Regions from separate parts of the Homo sapiens genome. Here region 1 is linked to region 2. A link is a loop called in an ENCODE intact Hi-C map of the cell type or tissue named here. Cell type or tissue: transverse colon. All regions are shown on one strand.

Region 1 (2,500 bases), 48 kb after region 2:
AGATAAACTGAATATTTACTAGAATCACCTCTGGAAAGATACAAAAAAATTAAATTCAGCCTCTGTTACCAACAAAATGTTTATTATCATTGAGAAAATACAATGCACTGACACCTAACAACTAAAGCCCAATGTAAATCGGAGTCAATTACCCTGGCTCTTTAAGGACTGGCGATGTTTTACCCATTTTGCAACCCTAGCACACAGAACAGTGCCTGACACGTCATAGATACTCAATAAATGGGTGTTGTACTAAACTGAACTAGAGACTATGATCTAAGCTTATTTAGAGATAGGAAGGATCACTGTGGGCTGAGGTTGTCAAACATAGCAGATAGCATGACTATGGCAGAATTTGATTTTGGCAATAATTTTCAGGAAGAAGGCTGAACCATAGAAACCTTGGGAAACTGCAAATGAAAGATAATGTAAGAAAAAATGTTCATATAGTCCTAACTCTATTAAATAGTTTGATGTCTTTATACAAGCAGCACTGAAACCTCTGCTGTATGTATTAACTACTCATGGGAAATGTAATATATAACACATAACAAATACTACTTAAAACCAAAAGAAACACACCAACACAAAACACTACAGCATTCCTGGGACATCAGAAACAAGGGCTAACTCTCAGGAAGCTTTCTGTGTGCCATGCCAAGAAGCAGAGAGACAGTCAATTAAGGCTTTAGCTCTCCATATAGAGTACCACAGTGGATACTGTCCTTGCTAAACTAGGTGTAAAAGAATGTGCTTACCAAAACTTTCTTTCGGGATCGCTTTACACTCCAGTGAAGCTATTTGCATATACTGCTAGAATTCTGAGAGTACATGCAAAGATCTGAAATTTGCATTCAACTTTGACAGCATAACATTCACACCACCTGACTATAAACATCTTTTTTTTTCCCCCAAGACGGAGTTTCACTCTTGTACCCCAGGCAAGAGTGCAGTGGCGCAATCTCAGCTCACTGCAACCTCCACCTCCCGGGTTCAAGCGATTCTCCTGCCTCAGCCTCCAGAGTAGCTGGGACTACAGGCAAGCACCAGCACGCCCGGCTAATTTTTGTATTTTTAGTAGAGACAGGGCTTCATCATGTTGGCCAAGATGTTCTTGATCTCCTGATCTTGTGATCCGCCCACCTCGGCTTCCCAAAGTGCTGGCGTGAGCCACTGTACCCGGCCAACTATAAACATATCTTAAAAGAGAATCCAGCTGGGCGTGGTGGCTCACGCCTGTAATCTCAGCACTTTGGTAGGCCAAGGCGGGCAGGTCACTTGAGGTCAGGAGTTCAAGACCAGCCTGGCCAACATGGTGAAACCCCATGTCTACTAAAAACAATAAAAAAATTAGTCAGGCAAGGTGGCACGCATCTGTAATCTCAGCTACTCGGGAGGCTGAGGCAGGAGAATGGCTTTAACCTGGGAGGCGGAGTTTTGCAGTGAGTTTTGCAGTGAGCTGAGCTCATGCCACTGCATCAGAAACTCAGTCTCAAAAAAAAAAAAAAATCCAACTTCACCACTAGGGTATTCTTCAGCAGACTCCATACATCCTAACTTCATTCACACATATTTTCCTTTCTTTTACTACATTTGTGCTTTTAAAAAATTCAAAGAATTTATGGAGAAGGAATTTGCTAATACCACATCTCTAACAGCTGCTAGTCGAATGTACTAAATCCATAGCTGCGTCTGTTACATTATGTGGCCATCTTATACTTGAGGAAAGTCTGGTTGCTTTCAAAAGAACTGATTTAAACCCACCCCATGGAGTTTAAGAACAAGTTCCATGGAGCTTAGGGGTTGTGTGGATAATTCTGCCTGAATGTAATACTGCAATTACTTATGATTAAGTATCTCTAGTACTTATCCATTCAGTCTCCTTAGCCTGAAGCACTGAAGAACAAATGCCCATCAACAAGTCATGTGGGAATGAGCAGCTGATATAAAGTACTGCATGCTTTCAAGACAGGTGTTCTTTGTTTTTTTTAAAACATACACACAAGTCTGACAATGATTATATCTGCCAGATAATTAAGAATTAGAACATAAAAGAATATGCCATTCTAAAAAACGTTACTGGAGTCCAAACAGATGCAAATAAAAGAATTAAACATTTTTTCAAAAATTTCCCAGAAATTTTGATTTTCAGATTTTGATATGCTTCAGCACACAAGTTGTCTTATCTGAAGAATGAAAACTGTTGCTGTTTTAATTCTAAATAAGGCACTTCTCTCTAGAATATCAAAGATTTGGAAACCTAACACTAATGAGTACACAATCATTCAAAAAAGCCATGTGGCATAACATTTGTAAAGCTGAACTGCACCTGTCATGAGTCAACAAAAGAATATTTTATATACAAACCACATAGTGTTGAAAACTTGATAATCTGTTTAAACTGATCCATTAAAAGAACTCCACCGTCAAATGGAATAATACAAATAACTAAAAATTGGATTAACACAAATAATGAAGGATTTCCCATTTAAAACGCACA
Region 2 (2,500 bases):
GAGAGGAAATGAGGAAATACTGACTCGCTTCTGCTCACAATGGCCTTCCTAGCTCACACGGCTCCTCAGATTCTTCTCTGGAACTACTGTGTTCTGTTTCCCCTTCCCTTTCCTAATTTGGAACAATTTTAGCAGCTGTGGACAACAACTGCAGTTTCTTATTTCAGTTTTGAGAGACCTTCCGGAAACTCTGCCAGAGTCTGCGGATCTGATGCCAGACAAGTTATATGACAATCACTTCGCTTGTTTAAAATACCATTTCCCAACCCACCTCCTCACGCCCTGGAGCACAGTCCCCCAGTTCTAACTCAACAGGCTGGGAAAGGTCTGGATCTGCACTGTCCCCAGCCTCTGGAGTGACGCTATGCACAGCCCCATTTGGGATGCCCTACTGAGGCACTCCTTCTGTGGGGGCCAGACCCAGCATCTGCGGTTGGTGCACAGAAACACAGCTCTATTGTTGAGCATGAGGATGACGCCTGCTTTCCTGTACTATTCTGAAGAGTTACTGGCTATAAAATGCTTCTACAGCTTCAGGCAAAAAGAACTAACATAAAATATTATTAAAACAATACATTTAAGCCATAACAGATATTGAGGTAATGTTAGTCTCAGCCCACAAATTTCCTGATTCCATAGAGCCTGGCTCATTTTGATGGATTTTGCTAAGAGTTTTCACATAATGGCGTGAGCATCCTGAAGCAGAGTGAGGGTCCATGAAAAACTGAACTCCCAGATTCGTCAAGGTTTGAATGTGCAAACTCCCCGTCCTCTTTCCTTGTGGTAGTGAAACTCATCGGAATAGCAGAGCAGACTTGTTGACTCATGAACAGAATGCTGGGGCACTGGGAGACGGGAGGCTTCCAACATTAACAATGGCTACTAACATTTAACTGCAGAGATGCTGAGAGAAAAATCAATGGTTGTCTTAGCTTTCCACGAAAAATTAAATTAATTTGGGTTTATACTCATTACAGTAAGCCAAGAAGGAAAAGAAGTTCTTTTAGAAAATGTTTCCACTCTGAATCTGATGTGTTGCTCACTAAGAACTAGTTTATGCATGTCTGGCTCTCTAAGGAGTTATATTTAGCTTGCTGGCATTCTGTCCAGTTTGTCTCTTGCTCAAAAGACATTTTTCCTTGACCAGGACTCACGTCAGCATGCATTACTGCGAGGCTGCACTAGCCGCTGAGGCTCAAGCCTAAACATACAACGGCAGCGCAGGCTTTCTAGTGGAGAAAGGCTACATGTTTACCCTTCACAGCAGACCGCTGCTGTACAGCTGCTTCGCAGAGTCTACCCTAGAGAAGAATATATCCCATAAAATAGCATCTTTGCAGCAATGTCTTAGTTCCTTCACCAATTTTTTAAGGAATTTAAGAGAAAATGGGGGGTGGGAGGTGGGGGTGGATAAAGAACACATATCAGCATTTTACAGACCCACTCACCCATACACACAGCAAAGTATATAGTAAATCGATCAAATATGGGTTCTGACAAGAGCACAGCCAGCTGAAGTCCTGGTTATATTTTGTGACCTGGCTTAACTAAATGGTTATATACAAAACAGACCATTGAAAATGAAAGTACAAAAAGACCCAACCAAGTATCATGGAATTCCAAATAAACCTAGCTGTGAGGGTTAATTTTATGTGTCAACTTGGAGGGTTTTTAAGATGAGATTAACATTTAAATTTGTGAACTTTCAGTAAAGCAGACTGCCCTCCATAATGAGGGCGGGCCTCACCTGATCATTTAAATAAAACACAAAGACTGGCCTCCTCTCCAAGAGGAAACTCCTCCAGCAGACTGCCCTGCAGACTTCACTGGCATCGTCGACTCTCCTGGGTCTCCAGCCTGCTAGCCCATACTGCAGATTCTGAACTCACCAGCTTTCTTAATCGTGTGAGTCAATTCCTTATAATACATCTCTATCTCTCTATCTCCTAATAGTTCTGTTTCTCTGGAGAATCCTAAACACTAATACTCTGGCAATGGCACTTCTTAAAAGAAAAATCTTAAGTCATTTCACTGTATAGACATTATATGAAAAGCTCTTCCAGTGGCGATCCTAAAAGCTGAGTCAGAGCAGTACCATGTAACACCCCAGGGTTAAGCCAGCAGGAAGACCTCAAAGCAGGTGCTATTTCTTTGAGTGTACAATCTTTTCTTTCTATTTGATTCTATCATTTCCAAACCCAAACCACCAAAGACTTCTTGCCAGTCGTGCTGACTCATGCCTGTGATCCCAGCACTTTGGGAGACTGAGGAGGGCAGATCACTTGAGATCAGGAGTTTGAGACCAGCCTGGCCAACATGGCGGAACTCTGTCTCTACTAAAAAAAAAAATACAAAAATTAGCCGATGTGCTTGCTTGAACCCAGGAGGTAAAGGCTGCAGTGAGTTGAGATCATGCCACTGCATTCCAGCCTGAGCAACAAAAGCAAGACTCTGTATCAAAAAAAAAAAAAAAAGATTTCTTGAGCACAAATCTGATTAA

Evidence for each region. Hi-C counts contacts between places; a loop is a spot of excess contacts. Peaks named below come from ENCODE experiments on the same cell type or tissue, not always from the same donor. Only the 100,000 strongest peaks of a DNase experiment are listed, where the experiment ranks them.
Region 1: a loop joins it to region 2, with 4 times the contacts of the local background. A loop is called at or near these places in 45 of 110 quality-filtered maps.

What each region holds. Positions count from the first base shown.
Region 1 is chr11:134,071,324-134,073,823 of GRCh38, reverse strand. The region is part of intron 1 of JAM3 (junctional adhesion molecule 3); the gene reads right to left. Among named protein-coding and RNA genes, the nearest start is that of JAM3, 3.5 kb to the right of the region's middle. In transverse colon, no CTCF peak of the experiment used is centred here; no DNase peak of the experiment used is centred here; H3K27ac peaks cover 737 bases; H3K27me3 peaks cover 1,520 bases.
Region 2 is chr11:134,118,944-134,121,443 of GRCh38, reverse strand. All of the region lies in intron 1 of JAM3 (junctional adhesion molecule 3), which reads right to left. Among named protein-coding and RNA genes, the nearest start is that of SNORD153, 31 kb to the left of the region's middle. In transverse colon, no CTCF peak of the experiment used is centred here; a DNase peak (open chromatin) is centred at 1,203; H3K4me3 peaks cover 385 bases; H3K27ac peaks cover 2,500 bases.